Linked DNA regions of Mus musculus: regions 1, 2 and 3 are each linked to region 4. A link is a loop called in an ENCODE intact Hi-C map of the cell type or tissue named here. Cell type or tissue: heart. All regions are shown on one strand.

Evidence for each region. Hi-C counts contacts between places; a loop is a spot of excess contacts. Peaks named below come from ENCODE experiments on the same cell type or tissue, not always from the same donor. Only the 100,000 strongest peaks of a DNase experiment are listed, where the experiment ranks them.
Region 1: it touches region 4 in a loop (7-fold over the local background); 10 of 42 quality-filtered maps call a loop at or near these places.
Region 2: it touches region 4 in a loop (2.1-fold over the local background); 10 of 42 quality-filtered maps call a loop at or near these places.
Region 3: a loop joins it to region 4, with 2.4 times the contacts of the local background. A loop is called at or near these places in 11 of 42 quality-filtered maps.

The regions. Positions count from the first base shown.
Region 1 is chr6:120,733,981-120,738,980 of GRCm38, reverse strand. It overlaps Cecr2 (CECR2, histone acetyl-lysine reader), which reads right to left. Exons shown (of 19, transcript NM_001368706.1): 5 at 4,319-4,423; 6 at 1,833-1,882; 7 at 656-825. Among named protein-coding and RNA genes, the nearest start is that of Slc25a18, 37 kb to the left of the region's middle. In heart, CTCF peaks have their summits at 2,059 and 2,262 (motif pointing right); no DNase peak of the experiment used is centred here.
Region 2 is chr6:120,671,393-120,676,392 of GRCm38, reverse strand. The region is part of intron 1 of Cecr2 (CECR2, histone acetyl-lysine reader); the gene reads right to left. Among named protein-coding and RNA genes, the nearest start is that of Cecr2, 7.6 kb to the right of the region's middle. In heart, CTCF peaks have their summits at 1,306 (motif pointing right) and 2,070 (motif pointing right); no DNase peak of the experiment used is centred here.
Region 3 is chr6:120,663,140-120,668,139 of GRCm38, reverse strand. It overlaps Cecr2 (CECR2, histone acetyl-lysine reader), which reads right to left and starts at 1,826. Exons shown (of 19, transcript NM_001368706.1): 1 at 1,433-1,826. The coding sequence starts at 1,558. In heart, a CTCF peak has its summit at 2,186; DNase peaks (open chromatin) are centred at 939, 1,889, 2,039 and 2,549; H3K4me3 peaks cover 3,662 bases; H3K27ac peaks cover 3,018 bases; H3K27me3 peaks cover 278 bases.
Region 4 is chr6:120,601,552-120,606,551 of GRCm38, reverse strand. No RefSeq gene overlaps it. Among named protein-coding and RNA genes, the nearest start is that of 1700072O05Rik, 49 kb to the right of the region's middle. In heart, a CTCF peak has its summit at 2,897 (motif pointing left); a DNase peak (open chromatin) is centred at 2,441; H3K27ac peaks cover 1,151 bases.

The DNA of each region.
Region 1 (5,000 bases), 130 kb before region 4:
GGGGGGATTGACACAGACAAAGATAGAGTGCACATGAGTGTAAGTACTCACAGAGTTCAGTATGAGCCTAGAGCTCGAACTACAAATAGTTTTGAGTCACCAAACATGGGTGCTGGGAACTGAATTGAATTTGGGTTCTCTGCAAAAGCAACATGCATGCACTTCTAACCCCCGAGCCACAATTTTGAATAACATCCAAAACATGAAAAGGGGGGCACAAAGTTATTTACTTGAAAATGTCATGTATAGGGTGTATGTAGACTGAAATATAGTTCGTAAAGTTTACACTCAGGTCAGAGAAACTACAAAACAGCTCAGGTGTAGTCAGGTGAGGAACTTTCACAGGTCTATAGGGACAAATGTTCAAAGGCTGACATTGTGAGGGCGAAATAGGTTAATTCCTAAAACGATCATTTTTCTTGGAGTGTGGGAGAGAGCAAACTTGGGCCAAGTTTTCTAGTAAAAGTAATAGGAAAACAAGAAAGCTGGTTCCAGTTTGCAAAAAGCCATTGTAAAGACTGCAGGCATTAGCCATGGACTTAGAAACATCATAAATGACACCAGGATAGGGAAAGCAGGTCCACACAGCTCCTACATTAACACCCAGTCCTATCAGGAAGGAACAGCATGGGCCTGAGCAGTAGGCAGGACCTACCTTCTGGGCAATCATGTTGCAAATTTCAGGCAGGAAGTCCTCGCTAAGGAGCTTGTAGAGTTGCCGCTCTCGGAGAGAGGTCCGCTCTCGGAAGCTCTCAGTGACCTGTCTCCATTCTTCTTCTGTTTGACACAGGAGCCACCAAGTACCTTGGCCTGGCCCTCGGGATCCTACAGAAAATGGATGGATTCACTAAAATAGAGCCTACACTAGACTTTTGTTCCTATTACCCTGGGTCATGACTCAAACAGAGGAATCATAAAAAAGGAGCTGCTAATCTTCTCAAGTCTGATAGCACGCTCTTTTCTTTCATAGAATAGGACCTCAATATGTTGCCTATGAAAGTGTTGAACTCCAGAGACTAAGTAAACCTCCTGCCTCAGCCCCAAAAGCATTGGGATTACAAGCACTTCACCCAGTGTCTAGAAAATAATATATACTTTTTTTTTGGGGGGGTGGGGTCTCATTATAGACTAGACTGGCCTTAAACTTGCCTACCTCTGCCTCAAAGTGCTGTGATTATTATACTTTTAGTTTTCCTATTATTATCATTGTTTGTAACCAGACAAATGCCTAGCAAAAACAAACAAGGAAAAACCCAAAACAACAACAAAACCCCTCTTATTGTGATTTAAAGAAAAATTTAACATTCTAGAAATGGTTAAAAATATATTATTTTTCTAGAAAAATGGTTTTGAAACTGAGATTGTGTACAAATTGGCTATTTCCTTCCAAATTTAAAACTTTTGGATACAGAATTAAGATCTAATCAAGGTGAGGTGTGGCATATTCCTTTAATCGCAGCACTTGGAAGGCAAAGGCAGGTGTCAAGCTGGTCTATAGAGTCAGTTCGAAGAAAGCCAGGGCTACACACAGAGAAACCTTGACTCAAAAAACTAAAATCTAATAATGCATTTATGTGTGTATGTATATACAAACATGCATGCATTCAATCCTTTCCAGGTCCCTAACTGCTTGTCTACGCAAATGTCTGTGGCATATACTGTGGCAGGTGACAGAACAGAACTAGTTCTCATCTTAAGTGTCTGAGATGGATGGCAGGGGAAAGGATGAAACAGGGAGCAACAAGCTGGAGGCAGTTGGAATCATCCTAATACAATGTATGACTGTAATATATGTATGAATCATGCTGAGAGACAGCAACAAATATCATTACCATTTCTTGTCTGTAGGTCAGATGTCAAGGAGTTTTCTTCCTGCTTTTCACTGAAAAACAAGAAAAAAGAGAAAATAATTAAAACACTCACATGCCCAAATTGTTTGTCTTTCTTGCAGGTGTGGATCCAGTAAACATAATGGTGGCTAGGACTGGAGTCTGTCAGAGTTCAAAGTTAGGAAGAATAATTCTAAAGAGAAATAAAACTAGAATGGATGGTGGGCTTGCTGCAGAGAACGGGAGTGCTGAGAGCCAAGTATCAAGGTTATGGTAGCACCACAATGAAAAGGGAAATGACAGTTGCGATTCTGGTGCTCTCTCGCTGTGGTTCTGGGCTACACTAGAAAGGAAGCTTACAGTTACACCCTTAGGAAGATGGACTATGAAACTGAACTGCCTCTGCTCAAGACTGTCACTTGCCAGTAGAGGGTAGTATAAGCCCATGTGTACCAATACAATGGTACAATGGTTCTATATCCCCAACATTAAGATAGGTATAAAACAGATTTCTGACTATAGAAGAATGTGTGGACTTCTCAGGAAATCCTTAAACAAATGCTCAATATATAGATCACAAGTGAGTACAGACACTTTCCAAAAGGAAGAAGGACCAGGCAGTTGTAATCTTAAATTTAACAGATCTTACATACTAGCCTAGCCATGTGATTTCTAAGAATTCTTCCCATTACCACCTTCTTGTTATTACAACCTTGCTATGTAGTTCAGGCTAGTCTGGAACTTAGGATCCTCCTGCCTTTGCCCCTCAAAGGACCTCCTTTCCCTCAGTCTCTCCTCCATTTTTGTCCCTGCAGTTCTTTTTGACAGGAATAATTAGCTGATCCGAGGCAGTTATATATACATATACAGCAGAGGACTGCCTGGTCTGGCCTCAATGAGAGATGATGTGCCTAACCTAGCTGGAGAGACTTGAGGCCCTAGGGGGTGGGGAGGCCTGGCAGAAGGGTGGAGGTGGCGGTGAGGTGCGGGTGGAGGCATTTTGTTGGAGACAGGGTGGAGGAGAAATGGGATGATGAGCTGTGTGTGTGTGGGGTGGGGGGGCAGAAAAAAAGAAAGAAAAAGAAAGAAAGAATGTAGGCTGGGGAGCTCCAGAGAACCTGGGGTCAGTTCCCAGCACCCACATAGGATAGCTCACAACTGTCTGTAACTCAAGGTCCAGTGGATACAACTCCCTCACACAGACATACATAAAAGACAAACACTAAATATGTACAAAAGAATAAGCAGATAAACTTTTTTTTTTTTTTTTTTGGTTTTTCGGTGTAGCCCTGGCTGTCCTGGAACTCATTTTGTAGACCAGGTTGGCCTCGAACTCAGAAATCCGCCTGCCTCTGCCTCCTGAGTGCTGGGATTAAAGGCACGTGCCACCACGCACCCCCGGCTACTTTTTTTTTTTTAAAAAGAAAGAAAACAGCTGGTCAAGCCACGTGAAGCAAGGCAGTAAGCAGCATGCCTCTATGGCATCTGCATCAGCTCCTGCCTTCAGGTTCCTGCACTGTTTGAGGTTCTGTCCTGACTTCCTTCAATGAACTGTGGCATCAAAGTGTAAGCCAAATGAACCCTTCTCTCCCCAATTTGCTTTTTGGTTATGTTGTTTCATCACGACAAGAGAAACGCTAAGATGGCCAGGTACCCAGGCACGGTGGTGCACATGTAATCGAAGTGTTAGGAAAGACAACCATGATCAAGGAGGACACCAACATCAAGTTCTGACCTCCACATGTCCACGCAACCTCATACTCACACAAAAATAGTAGACCTCCCTAAAAAGTAATGACATATAAAATATTTTATATATATTTTGTCATTGTGAATGTACATGTTCAAGCACCTTCTTTACTACAGTGGAAGAACTAAGCCAGATGGTGATGGCATACACCTTTAATCCCAGTACTAAGGAGACAGAGGTAGGTGCTTCAAGGCCAGCCTGGTCAACAGAACAAGTACCAGGATAGCCAGGGCAATAGAGATAGACACTGACGTTTAAAACAAAACAAAACCAAAAAACCAAAAACAAATACCCCACCTAAATCTGTAACCCAAATCCTTGTATATTCTATCAATTCACTATATCCATAGCTCACAAGTAACCCCAGAACAAATTTACCCCATTTTCTAGTGGTATAACACATTTTGAAATATACACTAAAAGGAATGTTTATCAAATACTATGGGTCAAGCACAGCCTTCATCTTCTTGTATTGCCATGTACTGTCCTGTGCAGTTTAATACTCACCAAATGAACAACTATCATCCAAATAAAGTAAGAGGCTCAAGCAGATAACCTGATAGATAGAGGTCATACAAACAGGGCTGCTTGATAATTTCATGTGGACTCTGACTCAGGTCTCTGTAAGCTATGACCTATGTCCTCTCTATGCACAAGTAAAAATAATAAAGATGAGGGGAAACTAAGGTACCTTCTAGTATGAGAGAGTCTATGAAAATGGAGCAATGAGATTTCTTACCTGGATATAATCTCCTCCTGTAGCTTTTTTCGCTTTGGAGGCCTTCCTCTTCTTTTGCCTGTTTTTCCAGGAACATTTGAGACATTTTTTTGCCTTTCACTTTCCCTAAGAAACAGTATCATTAAATAGAAATGTTCTGGCATAGTACTAACAACTAATATCATTTCTGCTATTAGTAATTACAGTGTTTTCTGCCATAAGGATATAAAAATGGATTATGCAAAATAGAAGAAACGGGGAATAGAGTGACTTCTCTTCCATAAGAATTTATGTGGAATCAGAGAAAACTGACATTTATTAAAAACAACCTAACACCTTCCTAGCAACAAATGGTGTTCATAACAGTAAGGAAGTCGCAATAAAGCCAGAGCATCACTCGCTCACGAGGCCACAGGAAGGAGGCCACCGCTTATGTACGAGGCACTTTGAAGGCCTTACTTTGCATCATACTAAGATTCTGCCATGGGATTATGGACCGTTGAGGCAGATTAATAATCCTAACAGGAAAAAGTACTCAAAGCTACTGTATTCAATAGTCTGTGGAACTGAAAAGGTTCTTATCTGGAATTTCTCCATGTTCCAATCATAGTATTTTTCACCAGTCTTGTGGCAGAGGCTATAGAGTAATTCCTTTGTATTTTTAGTAAAAAACTCTTTGCTATTGTATTTCAGGCATGCCAAT
Region 2 (5,000 bases), 70 kb before region 4:
AAATTACATTTGAAACCTGTGTGTAGCTAATGAAGTACAAGACACAGGACACAACAACATTAATTCAAAGAACAGCGAGAGAGGAAAAAAAAAAGCTGCAGAACTTCACAGTTTACTTATATGAAGTCTGGGGTTTAGCACCACGATACAGGCCCAAAATTCTACCCCTCCTCCACAGTGCCCAGAACAAGCCCAGAGACATCAGGAGTTGAGCACAACAAAGGAATGAAAGAAAAAAACAAGGGAGGGTGTCAACCACTGAGACTCAGTTAAAAGAGAATGTTAAGAAGGTGCAGCAGGCTGGATGTGTGGCTCATGGCAGAGAGAGCCTGGCTTAGCATGTCCATCTTCAGGTTCCAGCCCAATGTGTGGGGGCAAAGGGAGGGGGAGGGGAGGGGAGGGGAAAGGGAGAAGGGGAGGGGCTACAAACAAGTGTCAAAAGCCATACATAGGTGAACATATCTTAAAATGTTTCATATCTTTCTTACTTTTATTGTTTTTCAAAACAGGCTTTCCTGGCTGTCCTGGAATTCACTCTGTACACTAGGCTGGCCTCAAACTCACACAGATCCATCTGCTTCTGCCTCCTAAATCCTGGGATTAAAGGAATACACCATCATAGCACTTCCTGTTTTATAGCTTTCTTCCAAGAAACTCAGAGCACTCCACAGAACTCTAAGACCAGTTTAATCACCATCACAATACCATCTTTCCTCCAAACCAAAATAACACATCACCAGGTATAGTGGCACATGCCTTCAATCCCAGCACTCAGGAGGCAGAGGCTCTATGGTTTTGAAGGAAATTTAAAGGCCCATCCTAGGGGAAAAAAAAAAAAAAGATAGAAAAGATAAAAAGGAAGAAGAAGCCAGGCAGTTGTGGCACACGACTTTAATTCCAGCACTTGGGAGCAGAGGCAGGCAGATTTCTGAGTTCGAGGCCAGGACAGCCTGGTCTACAGAGTGAGTTCCAGGACAGCCAGGGCTACACAGAGAAACCCTGTCTTGAAAAAACAAAAACCAACAACAACAAAAGAAAGAAGTAGGGATTGATAACCAAGTATCTGTTTACCAGATTTCTGTTTGGCATGTACAGTAACAGGGAGCAACTTCAACTTCCTTCAGAAGCTGGGTGCATGATTTTAATCCCAGGACTGGGGAAGTAGAAAGACAGGCAGAATCGAGGCTAGCTTGGTCTACCGGACTTGAAACACCAAGATTGTCAGGAGCTAAAGGCCAACCTAGACTACACAAAGTTATAGTTTGGCATCAACTACAATGAGATTCTGTCTTTTTGCCCTGCCTGAAGTGGCCAGGAGGTGGTAGCGCACACCTTTAATCCTAGCATTTAGGAGGCAGAGGCAGACAAACCTGAGTTTGAGACCAGCCTGATATACACAGAGCTAGTTCCAGGACAGCCAGCTCTTTGCAGACAAACCCCGTCTTTAAAAAATGGGGGGTGGGAGATAACATAACTCAAGACACTCATTCTCCAGAATCCCTCCAAATCTCACGCATATAACATCAGTTCAGTTTGAGAACAACAGAATTAGTGAAGATGTCAACCTTCAAAAGCTTCAGCCAGCCGGGCATGGTGGCACACGCCTTTAATCCCAGCACTTCGGAGGCAGAGGCAAGCGGTTTTCTGAGTTCAAGGCCAGCCTGGTCTACAGAGTGAGTTCCAGGACAGCCAGGGCTACACAGAGAAACCCTGTCTCGAAAAAACCAAAAAAAAAAAGTTCCAGTCAAAGAAGCTTATTTAGAAGCAAGTTTGCAGTGAAAAGAGAAAGAAATCCACATAATTCACACACATACCAAGCAAGTATGGACCTGCAGCTTCTATCTGGTACAAAACTAACTTGTAAAGTATGGAGAGTTGCTTTGAGTTAACCCATGGTATTAGCCACACTTAGAAAGTCCCTCCTAGAAGCCAGGAATCAATCATCTAGTCTGAAATTCCCATGCTACCAAAGTAATCTTACTAAGATGACACTTCGTGTCAAGGGCAAGTGAGAGCCATGATTCATGCCTTTTGAAAACGTGTTCCAGATTTGAAATGCGGTAGTAGAGCTGGCATGGCCAGTAGGAGGCAGCAGGTCCAGCTGTCTACACCACTACGTTTTGACTCTTCCATGGACAGAAGATGGCTTTCAACCCTCTGCTGCCACAACTCTCATTCTGGAACCTTAACACCCATGGAAGTCCACCTTTAGACTCTGTTATCAAGGCCTATACTACCCAAGTTGGATTTTACGTTTTCCTGTGTTCCAGAAAATGAAGCAAAGCTGAAGTTACAAAGCAAGCCAAATACCAAACCAAAATGGAGTGTCCTTCATGGATGAGAGACCAACCCTTCTGTAACTGTGGGAGATTCTCAACTCTCTGAAGCTCCCAGTGGTACAAAAGGAGGAAAAAAAAAAAATGGGGGTGGGGCCAGGAAACTAGAAAGCCTTTCTTTTTAAAAGGCTGGAAAAAAACAGAAAGATGAGCTTTCCCAAAGCTCCTTTACAAAAGGACATCCTCCACTTCAGGATCCCAAGATGCATCATGGATTTCCTCTTGTGCAACTGTCCTCCTCATCCCTCTATAGAGAAAGAGGATTCTGACTCTTCAAAAGGTAGAAAGCAGGAAGTTTTAAAAAGGATCTTCTGTGGACCAACAATATACAACTGTGTGGATGACAGCTACAGGTTGTGGTCAGCCCCAGGGACACAGTTCGTGTTTTCGGTTGAGGCTGGAGAGAAGCTTAGTAGGTAACAGCACTGGCTGCTCTTCCACAGGACCCAGGTTCAATTCCTAGCACGCACATGGTGGCTTGAAGCTTTCTGTAACTCCAACCTCAGAGGATCCTTTCTCTTCTGGCCTCTAAGGGCACAAGGTACAGATTTGTATGCAGACAAAACAAAGATACACATAAAAATAGTAATTTTTAAAAAATTGTTTTGTTTCTATTTTTGAGACAGGGTCTTTCATAGTCCTGGCTGGCTTAGATCTTACTACGTATGTGTAGCCCAGGTTGTCCTTGAATTCAAAAGAAATCCACCTGCCTCTACTCCAGAGTGCTGAAATTAAAGGTGTTCACTACCCCACCCATCTCTAAATAACTAATCTAAGTCATTTATCTCAGGTCCATTCAAATGCTATCTCAACATACAATCTCTATCCCTCTCTTAAATTGAAGAAGCCATTCCTTAGCATGACCCTGTGCAAGCCTCCCTGGACTTCATTTCTTACACCCTGTGACATACTGTATCATTTGTCCACTAAGAAGAGGGCAGGTGCTTTTGAAACTTAATTTTTATTAATTTATTTTGTATTAGCTGGACATGGTGGAACCCTTAAGAACAACTACTTGGGAGGCAGAGTCCAGCCTGTTCTACAGAGTGAGTTCCAAGAAAACCAGGGCTAAAAAGAGAAAGCCTGTCTCAGAAAATAGTAACAACTTTGTGTGTGTCTATGTGTGTGTGTAATATATGTATGCCATGGAACACATGTGGGGGTCAGAGGAAAACTTGAAGGGGTTGGTTCTCTCATCCTAATCATGTTTGGTTCAAGGGATAAAATTCAAGTCCTCACAGTTGGCAGCAAACTCCTTTATCCATTGAAGAATCTCACCCACCAAGAGAGCAAGTATTTTTGTGTTACACACATAGCTGTATCTCCATGAGCTAGTACCCTGCCAAGCACATAGATGCTTTATAAACATTTGTCAATAGGAATTATTACATTAACTTGACTCTCTGCACTTACTTCAGAAATTTTAAAAATATCAGACAAGGGGACTCATACTTAAAACCCAGCATTCCAGACGCTAAGTCAAGAGAATTATAACAAGTTCTAAGACAGCCTGAGTTACAGAGTAAAAACAACCCTGTCTCAAAAACAAAAAAGCTAGGCAGTACAGTCACACGCCTTTAGTCCCATTGTACTCAGGAAGCAGAGGCAAGTGGATCTATAGGAGTTCAAGGCCAGTCTGGGACAAGATCCAGGACAGCCAGGACTATACAGAGAAACTCTGTCTCAAAAGACTCAAAATAAAATATAGGGTGACGGGATGGCTCAGTGGGTTAGTTTTAGCCATGAAACCTAAAAGGCTAGATTGAGATTCCCAGAACACACATAAAGCCACCAGATATTTCAAACATGTAAGAAGCTACACTCCGCCGGGCGTGGTGGTGCACGTCTTTAATCCCAGCACTCAGGAGGCAGAGGCAGGTGGATTTGAGTTCGAGGCCAGCCTGGTCTACAAAATGAGTTCCAGGACAGCCAGGGCTACACAGAGAAACCCTGTCTCAAAAAAACAAAAAAGAAGCTACACTCCAGCTTGTCCTGATCTCCATATATGAAACACATACCTAATGAAAAAATAAAGATCTTTTGAGCCAAGAACCCTTAGACATGCCTTCAATACAAATAATTAAAACGTCCACAAAACTGTGAAAAGACAACAGCAACACAGATTTTGGAGTAAAAGCCCTGAACCTAGGTAGAAATCCTGTGCACACAACCAACCTCCCCAAACTTCCAATCCCCACACATCTGTAAAATGAGGTTAACATCTACATAGTAGTTATGGGCAGCGAAGTATAATGAGACAGTATTTTTTAGATTTATTTATTTATTTCATGTATATGTGTGTACACTGCCGATGTCTTTAGTGGGCATCGGATCCCCATTACAGATGGTTGTGAGTCACCATGTGGTTGCTGGGAATTGAACTCTGGAAGAGTAGTCTGTAGTGCTCTTAACTGCTGAGCCATCTCTCCAGCCCACGAGACAGTATTTTTAAGAAAATACAATCCTATATGTCTCACTTACTAAATTACTATGACCTGTGATCTCTGTGACTTCAAGACCAGCCTGGTATACAAAGCAAGTTCCAAGACAGCCAGAGTTCTTAGAGACACCCTGCCTCGAAAAAACCAATAAGAGAGAATTTTATTGAAGTCTAATACCCACCCTGACAGCACTTGTTCCTATACACAAACAGAATCTATCCCC
Region 3 (5,000 bases), 62 kb before region 4:
CACAAAAATGGTCCTTACACTCCTGTTCAAACTTTGTAAATAAACGCTTTGAGTTGCGTTTAATTGCCAAGTTTCATTTTCCTAAAGCCTGGAGAAGCCCACGACCTGGAAAATCCTACCAACCTTTTCACTTTGTTTTAAAGTCCCTCCAAAAGCCATCGAATGGCCCCAACTTCAGTCCACATTCCTCTTCACCTTCCTAACCTACACCCCTTGTAATCGGTTTAGATTTCCAATTTCGTTAACTTTGCAACACGAGGAAATTCCCACGCTTCATTCATAGAAGCAAGTGATATTTCTGCAAACACAACGGACTTTAAAAAATAAAGGTGTGCGAAGACCTCAAGAGTCAACAAATTAAAATCAAGATTCGGGGGGGGGGGGGGTGAAGAGGCAACCACAACGGTCAGACTTCCCAAATAAATTACTTTAATTTTGATTACTTCCATTGTAAAGGCAGTCACAAAACTGAAAACAGTAACTGACCAACAACAGTTTCTTGTACCTTTGTCCCAAGGAAGAAAAAAAAAAAAAAAAAGGGTGATTAAGTCCCTACAGACAGGAAAAAAAGCAACTCAACCTGCCAACCAATCAGTATTTCACAATTCCTTCCAAAAATAAATGCCAGGATGCTGCTTCGGACCATCTTATACATTCCGTTTCCCACACTCCCGCCACCGTCCTTGTCATTAGGACCCTCGGATTTTAGTCCAGTTATCACAAAGCCTCGGGTCTTGAAAGCACCTTCGGCCTGGCCAGAAAGCCATTCCTTTCCTCCTCGCTCGCCCGGGGGAATAATGGTGGCGAAATCAACTCAGAGAGAGAGCTCCCGGAATACGGACGGCTGCGCCTTCCTCCGTAGAGGAGCTGTTTTAAAAGGGAGGGGGGCCCAAACTTTCCCTCCACAGTCTCGGCGTCCCGAGCGACGGTGAGCGACGGGCGGTCCCACAAGGAGAACGCCCCAAGCCCAGGCCCCATCTGCGCCCGCCCGAAGTTGACTCGAAGCGCCCGAGAGTTACGGGCCTCCGCAAGTCCGCCAAGTGCGACCCGGGCGAGCGTCTCCCGAGCAACGCCGCCCCTGCCCGAGGCCGCTCCCGCCCCGCCGCTGTGGCCCCCGGCGCGTGAGCCCGCATCGCGTCCCGGTCCCCGCCTGAGCAGCTGCTCGCCGCCTCCGAGGCTCCAGCGGGGAGCGCGCGCGCACTCTCGCCCTCAGACCGGCCGAGAAGTCCCGGGAGAGCCCCGGGGTCCCGCGCCGACAAAAGCAGGCTCGACCCCCGCCGGCGAGAGCGCGCGGGGCCACGGGGAGCCCGTGCCGGCCGCCAGCCTCGTGCCCGCCGCCGAGCCCCCTCGCCGCCCGCACTCCGCGCCAAGTCGGCGGCCCGCGACTCCCCGCAGAGAAGCGCGGAGAAAGGGCGCAGCGCCGGCTACTCACCTCGATCTCGAAGTCGGGCAGGCGGAACGCCGTGCGAAAGAGCGAGCAGAAGTGCGCGATGGCCGGGACTTCCCACCAGGAGCGGAGCTCGCCCAGCCCGGCCGCGCCGCCTTCCTCCGGGCACATCTCCCCGCCGCGCTCGCTCACTCGCTCTCGCTCGCTCGCTCGGACTCCGGCCGCCGGCAGCGCCTCTCACTCAGCGCGCGGCGGCTCCCGCCGCTCGGCGTGAGCTCAAGCGGAGGCGCGGCCGGGCGGGGGGCGGCGGTCCGACTCGCTCAAGCGGCCGCTGCTCGGGCAGCCGGCGGGGGCCGCGCGCTCGCCCCGTCCCGCCGCGGCCGTGCGGCCGCCCCCAATCCCATACAATATAATCCACTCAGCGCTGAGGAAAACAGATGGGGCTGGGGGTGGGGAGGGGGCCCGGCAGAAACCTGGGAGGAGGGGCCGCCCACGAGGAGGGGGCGGGGCCGGCGCGCACCACAACAACAACCCCGCCCCCACCCCTGCGCGGACAGCTGCACCGAGGGCGGGGGAGGGGGAGCGGGCGAGCCGCGCCCGGGGAGGGGCCGCCCGTGACGCGGAGGGGCCCGCGCGCAGCCCGCGGGCGGCCGGGCGGGTGGGAGCCGCGCTCTGCCGTGCAGGTGTTTGGGGCCGGGGAGTTCGGCGACTTTGGTGACGGAAGACAATAAGGGTCTCTCCCACCCCCACGTGGCCTCAGTGGTCGAGTCCTTTTAAAGGGCCCGCGGGGTGGTGCTCTTGCTGGGGACTCGCTCCGGGAGTGCGCACGTGTGGGATTTCAGTTATTACTGCTGTGGAGGGTGGCGCGGGACAGAGCGAGTGGGACGTCCACGCTGGAAACCGGAGGCCCGGGGAAACGACGCGCTTTCCACCTGTTCTTTAGCGCTTTTTTATTTTTATTATTATTACTATTATTAGCCTATCTGAGAACGGGACTTAAGGGAGCGCTAAAGTGCCTCGCTTCTCCAAGGGAAGAAGGTGGTGGGGCTGGTTCGGCTGGAACCGAGTAGGATGGAGGGGTAGAGTGTGGCGGGAAGGGTGGAGTAGGGGGGAGGCACCAATCAGCAGCCTAGCGGGAAGAGCAATTTCCCCCACCCCAGGGAACGGACACGTGCAGCCGCCCTGGAGGAGACTGGCTTTGAGCCCTCTGACTGCCCTCGCCGGAGCGGAGCGCGGCTGCTGCGGGCGCGAGTGCTCACAATGTGGCTGGGAGGCTGGGGGATGGGGAAGAGCCTGGAGACTAAGGACGTGTGTCCGGGTGGGGGTGGAGACCTGCCCGGGCTGCGGGAATACGCTCCGAGAGGAAGGTGCTCGGACTTTAGAAAAGTTAACTGCTATTTAGGACGGTGGAATTCTGTCTAAACCGGAAGGGGAAAAAATCACCCCCGAAATAGCCCAGAAGTTTGGAAAAACTACGTTGTAGTAGCGCCTATTTGTATTGGTCATTTGCGCTTGAGCAGTTCTACTCTAAGAGTCCTGGCTGCTTCTTTAGTCCACCTCGCCAGAAACACCGCCCCTTAGGTGCACTCAAATTCGGCTGTTTAGATAGGTACAACCCTGGAAAGAATAATAGGGAGCGAGTTTGTGAGATAGATGTGTAAGTGGGAGGCCTGGCTCGTTCCTCCTCCCTCACCTATTCTAATTACTTTAATAACTAACCTCTTGTGTCTTTGTAAGGCAGCACTTAAAAACACTAAAATCCTTAAGTTATATATCCAAGTGTGCCTTTTGTGAGCCAACTAACCTTAAGATACTTCATCTTCCCTCACACTGCCCTGTAGGTGAGAGTTAGCAACCCCTACACGCTATCTATCCCATTTTTATTTTTAAAGTTTGTTTTTGAATGTTTTCAAAACGCAGCTACTCTGTAGATACCTCATGAATGGGGGTGGAGGGATACAGGAGGGCTCCGTGGAACTTTTTTGTGAGTCTGTAGCCCAGGCTGGAGCCTCCATGTTTGACTTGCCCTGAACTGCTGTGCTCTTCATGTATCACACCATTTTCCTTTGAAAAGGGTTGCATGAAGCCCAGACTAGGGAGCAACAAGCTCTCTGCACCTTGAACCAATCCTTCCTGCACTTGCTGGGTGCTGGGGTTACAGACACTCTGGGTGCTGTGGCGTTTCTTAACATACTTGTGTCAAAGCCATTATGTTCTGACTGTTTGTTTGATCCTTCCTCCCTGGTCTCCCTGATCCTCCTATCACTCACTTCCATCTTTATCTTTTATCATTATCTAACCTTCTTAGCTGGCATCTCAGTTGTCATTACTATAGCCTAATAATAATTAACAATACCAGAAAGCAGAAAGATAAGAGAGATTTGGCTCCTTCTTAATCACTGTGATATTGAGTGCTCGTTATACCCACTACTCACCCCCATTGTAACTTCTCCCTCTGCTTATTCTCATGCTGCCAAAAGTCCTGGAAATGAAAGGTGTTGGGAGCCTGGAAGTGCTGTACTTCTGCCCCTTAAAGGGGGTCAAGATGATCGGGACCTCCTTCCTCTGAATGGATTTGCCTCAGAGGCCTGTGTCTGCTTGAATGTCCCATATGGGTTAGTGTGACACCAGCCATTGACTATTACCAATATGCAACTCTGTTTCAGTCTGGCTCTGGTCCGACGGTTCTTAGGTCCGACCATTGGATTAGACTGGCTACTGTTGAACAGCCACTTCCTGGACTTGGCAGCCCTGGATCCTTGACTCGGCTCCGAACACTAGTTTTGCCTTTCCCTATGCCTACCTGCTTCAGACCTGTCTCCTGGACTAACTTGGAATCTAGAATAAGGACCCCTGTGGGAATGCAAGTATGGGAATTCTTAAAACAATTGTCACCTGTTTGGATTGTTCCTTTTGCTCTTGATTTGTTCCAACCTAGCCCATTCTCTCTCAGATCACCAGAGTTAGCTAAGTCTTCCCTATACCATGTCTCACTCTTGTTCTTTTCTACTCTTGAGCAGTGCCTTTAACCTCCAGTGATGCTGAGGCTACCTGGAAATAATTCTTTTATTCTCTCTACAGCTTCCATTTCATAACCTCTTCTCCCTGGGTATTTTCCATTAAAGGGGAAATTAGTCCTGACAACTTGAGTTTGAGCCCCTGACCCCACTTGGTAGAAGAAAGAGAATCAAACACCATCTTGGCACACATGCACACCCACACACATAGAAAACAAAAGCATGCCGGGCAGTGGTGGCACACGCCTTTAATCCCAGCACTTGGGAGGCAGAGGTGGCAGATTTCTGAGTTCAAGGCCAGCCTGGTCTACAGAGTACAGAGTGAGTTCTAGGGCAGCCAGAGCTATACAGAGAAACCCTGTCTCCAAAACACCAAAAGAGAAAAAAAAATTTTTTTTTAATTTAAAAAAAAAAGAAAGAAAAAAAAGCACTCGGGAGGTAGAGGCCCAAGAATCACAAGTTTAAGTCTAGCCTCCACTACACAAAACCAAAGACTAGTTTAGATTACATGAGAATCTGTTTCCTTTTCTTTTCTTTCTTTTTTTTTTTTAAGATTTATTTGTTTTATGCAAGTACACTGTCGCTCTCTTCAGACA
Region 4 (5,000 bases):
CAATTCTGCAAGAGATGGAAGGAGACTGGAGAAGCTCCAGCCTGAAGTACAAAGTGTAGCAGCAGAAGCGAGAGAGACTCTTCCTCAAAAAAAAAAAAAAGATGTGGATGAAGAAATGGCTACCTCAGTGTTCTATTACTGTGAAGAGACATCAAGAGAAGGCAACTCTCATAAAAGAAAGCATTTAATTGTTACTTATTACAGTTTCAGAGCTGTAGTCCACGATGGGGGGTGGGGGGAACATGGCTGAATGCAGGCAGACCTGGGGCTGGCTAAGAGTCTGAGAGTTCTTTATGGGGACCTGTAGTCAGCAGGATGAGAGAGACAGTGGGTATGGCTTGGGCTTTTGAAACTTCAAAGGCTATCTATCCCTAGTGATACACTTCCTCCTACAAAGTCAGACCTACTCCTACAAGGCCAAACCTCCCAATCCCTAAGTATTCAAACCTACGAACCTATGAGGGCCATTCTTATCCAACCCACTATGGTAGCTCAGGAGTTTAGAGACGCTGCTGCTCTTCCACCTTCCCGGCACCTACGTGGCGGCTCACAATTGTAAATCCAGTTCCAAGGGATCCAATATCCTCTTCTGGAGTCCTCAGGTACCAGGCATGCACATGGTACAGACATACAATCAGGCAAAACACACACACAGACACACACACACACAGACACACACACACACACATAGACACACACACACACACACACACACATAGACAAACACACACACACACACACACACATGTGAGGTACATGCCTGAAATTCCAGTATTGGAGAGGTTGAGGCAGGAGGATGAGGAATGCAAGGTCATCTTTTAATACATACTGAGTTCCAGACCAGCTTGCACTATTTGATATCCTATCACAAACAAACAAGCCAGCTGGGCATAGGGGCAGAGATAGGGTGCTTGCCTGGTGCGTGTGACGCCCTGCCCTGCTTTTAATTCCTAGTACTGCTGTAAGAGATACTTTTTAATTTATTAATTTCATTAATTAATAATTTATTAATTTATGTAGGTTAATTATTTATTTAGGTTTTTTGAGTCAGGGTTTCTCTGTGTTGCCCTGACTATTTTGAAACTCACTCTGTAGACCAGGCTGGCCTCTAAACTTACAGAGATCCTCCTGTCTCTGCCTCTGGAGTGCTGGGATTAAAGGCATTTGCCACCACCACCCAGCTAGGTACATAATTTTTAACAACTGGACATTCTGGTGGCCCCACACCTGTTATCTTAACACTTCAGAAGGGAAGGCGGGAAGTGCGGTATTTCAAAGCCATTCTTTGTCAAACAGTGAGCTCCAGACCAGCCTGGGAAATACAAAAAGTCAAAATAAACTGCAAACAGGGGTGGGGGTAGTGATGCAGATACATCATCTCTACTTGCCCACCATGCATCAAACTCTGGGTTTGATCCCTGGAACAAAACAATTAGAGATGTGTAAATTCTTTTTATTCTTTTCTTTGACTGTAATCGCTGTTTGATCTTGGGTTTTGGTTTGAAGTTACACAGTAACAATAAGAATGCAGTGTGTGTGCGCGCCGTTGCTCTTTTGATTTTGTTTGCTTGCTTGCTGCATGGTGCATTTAGTTACCCTTTATTTGGAGATAAGGCATCCGAGCGTGCTAAAATTGTCACTTGCTAGTGAGATAAACATCAGTTATTGTCACCTTGTCCTCTAGATGGTGTGGCAGATTTTGTGAAGGGCAGGCCTCATTGGAGTTCAGCTTTAAACAAAGTGAAGGGGTGTCCCGTCAAGGATATTTTAATTGGCTGTCTGCATTGTGTACAGTCATTAGATAATTGTCAGCCTGTCTTTCAGCTCCTGCTGTACAGACTGGCTGTGGAAGACAGCCTGTGGGAAAGAGATTAGGGAGGTGAGAGCCCATGGGGCTGCAGACACAAGCTACCACAGCCAGCCAGGGGGCCAGATGAGGAGACAAAGAGCCTGGAGCTGGGGAAGAAAAAGGCACTGGGCACTTTGGAGGACACAGGAAGGACCTGGGCTGGATGCAATGTTGGAAACTCCCTCAGGAGTCAAGGCCCTGAGCTGGGAACAGCTCAGCTGGTAGAATGCTCACCCACAATTTACAAAGCTCCATTTTGTATCTCAGAATAAACTGGGTGTGGTGGCAGGAACATTGGGTGTTCAAGATAGGCCTCAGCTTTACAAGGAGATCAAGGCCAGCCTGGGCTACAGGACAGCCTTATCTGAGCAGGGAGTGGGAGGGAGGAAAGAGAATTCAGAAGCCATAGAAGCAGTTGTTCAGGAAGAGCTGCCTACTAGGGAAGTGACTGGTGCCTGACACAAGATGACTCAAGTTGTACAGCCAAGAAATTAGAAAAACAGGCAAGGATTTGGAGTGAACTAATTCCCACTATGTGAGAGAGTGGCGTGGCGGGAACATTCTAGTCCTAGTGTTGAGCTGGCCCAGAAGGGAGAGTTCTCCAGGAAGTAGTGACCTCGGTGGGAGGAGACTGAACACTAGCTCACAGCAGGGCAAGGGAGAGAGGCTAAGATCACACTGGGAACAGAGGTTGTGAATGCCAAAAGGATTTAGGGCTGGCTCCCGAAGCCAGAGACCCTGGACTCCACCTCAGCCCTGAAACTAAGAAATAGCCAAACAGAAGCTAAAGAAAAAGCCCAGCAGTGGCCATCACTGCCTTTAATCCCAGCAGATGCAGGCGGATCTCAATGTGTTCGAAGCCAGCCTGGTCTACAGAGTGAGTTCCAGAACATCCAGGGCTACACAGAGAAACCCTATCTTGGAAAAAAAATTAATGAATTAACTAAAGAAAAATACAAGCCTGGTGCTGGAGGGATGGCTCAGTGGTTGAGAGCACTGGCTACTCTTGCAGAGGAGCTGGGTCTGATTCCCAGCAGGGGATCCAGCGCCCCCTTCTGGACTCCAAGGGCAGCAGGCATACAAAGTACACAGACATACATGTAGGCAAAACACCCATGTGCATAAAATAAAATAATAATTAAAACAAAGCAAAGAGCATTCCTAGTGGCTGATCCCTCATATTTGTCTGTTGAATAAAGTTTTTAAATTTTTAAATTTAATTTAATGTTATGTGTGTATGTTATCTGCATGCATGCATGTCTGTGCAACATGTCTGCCTGCTGCCTTCAGAGACAAGAAGTCATGCAATCCCCTGGAAATGGAGTTAACAGATGACTGACAACTGCCCTATGGGTGCTGGGAATAAAACCCAGATTCTCTGGAAGAGGATCAAGTGATCTTAATCCCTGAGTCATTTTTCCAGCCCCCAAATAAAGTTTTATTTGAAAAAGATCATTTCTGGCTGGGCAGTGGTGCACATGCCTTTAATCCCAGCACTTGGGAGGCAGAGGCAGGTGGATTTCTAAGTTCGAGGCCAGCTTGGTCTACAGAGTGAGTTCCAGGAAAGCCAGGGCTACACAGAGAAACTCTATCTCAAAAACCAAAACCAAAACCAAACCAAACCAAACCAACAAAAAAAATCATTTCTGGAAATGGCAAGACTGCTCAGTGCATAGTGATGTTTGCTGCCAAACCTGATGACCTGGGTTTGAGCTCTGGAACCCATATGGTAGCAAGAACCAACTTCCAAAAGTGGTCCTCTTGACCTTCACACACATGGAGTGTGCATATGCATACACAAAATAAGTGTAGAAAAACGAATGAATGAACACCCCAACTTTTTTGGGGGGGTTTTTTCGAGACAGGGTTTCTCTGTGTAGCCCTGACTGTCTTGGGACTCACTCTGTAGACCAGGCTGGCCTCAAACTCAGAAATCTGCCTGCCTCTGCCTCCCAAGTGCTGGGATTAAAAGCATGCGCCACCACACCCGGCCCAACACCTCAACTTTTAAAGGAAAAAAAAAAAAAAGAACATTTCACATTTCAGCCAAGTAGTCAGTGGTACACACCTTTAGTCCTAGCAGTTGGGAGGCAGAGGCAGGTGGATTTCTGAGTTTGAGTCCAGCTTGGTCTACAGAGTGACAGAGTGAGCTCCGTGACAACGAAGGCTACACAGAGAAACTCTGTCTTAGTACACACACCCAGAAAGAAAGAAAGAAAGAAAGAAAGAAAGAAAGAAAGAAAGAAAGAAAGAAAGAAAGACAGAAAGACAGAAAGAGAGAGAGAGAAAGAACAGAAAAGAAAAGAAAAGAAAGAAAAGAAAAGAAAAGAAAAGAAAAGAAAAGAAAAGAAAAGAAAAGAAAAGAAAAAAAGCATTTCTGAAATCCAACCCCTCTTAATTTCATCTACTAAAAAAGAGGTCACTCAACGGGTAGTGATGGCGCACGCCTTTAATCCTAGCACTTGGGAGGCAGAAGCAGGCAGATTTCTGAGTTCGAGGACAGCCTGGTCTACAGAGTGAGTTCCAGGACAGCCAGGGCTGCACAGAGAAACCCTGTCTAAAAAAAACCAAAAAAAGAAAAAAAAAAAAGAAAAAAAAAAAGAAAAGGAAGGAAAGAAAAAAAAAAGAAAGAAAAGAAAAAAAAAGAGGTCACTCTAGCTAGGGATGAGGCTCAGTTAGTAGGATGCTATCTTAGTGTCTCAGTCACTGTTCTATTGCTGTGAAGAGACACCAGTAAGTCTTATAAAAGGAAGCATTTAATTGGGGGCTTGTTTACAAGTTTCAGAGGCTTAGACCATTTTCATCACAGCAGGGGAGCATGGTAGCAACACAGACAAGTATTGGAGCAGTAGTTTCAAGATAGGATCTCACTGTGTAGCCTTAGCTGTCCTGGAGCTCACAGAGATCTGACTGCCTCTGTCTCCTGAGTGTTAGAATTAAAGGCATACACCATTGCACTAAGTGTCTGAGACCTTTATATCTTGGTCCACAGGCAGAGAGAAAAGGAGAGACAGACAGAAAATGAGCAGCAACTGGACCTTGCATAGGCTTTTGAAACCTTAAATCCCATTCCCAGGGGCACACTTTCTCCAAAAGGCCACATCTCCTAATCCTTCTCAAATAGTGCCACTCCCTGATGACTAAGCAGGCA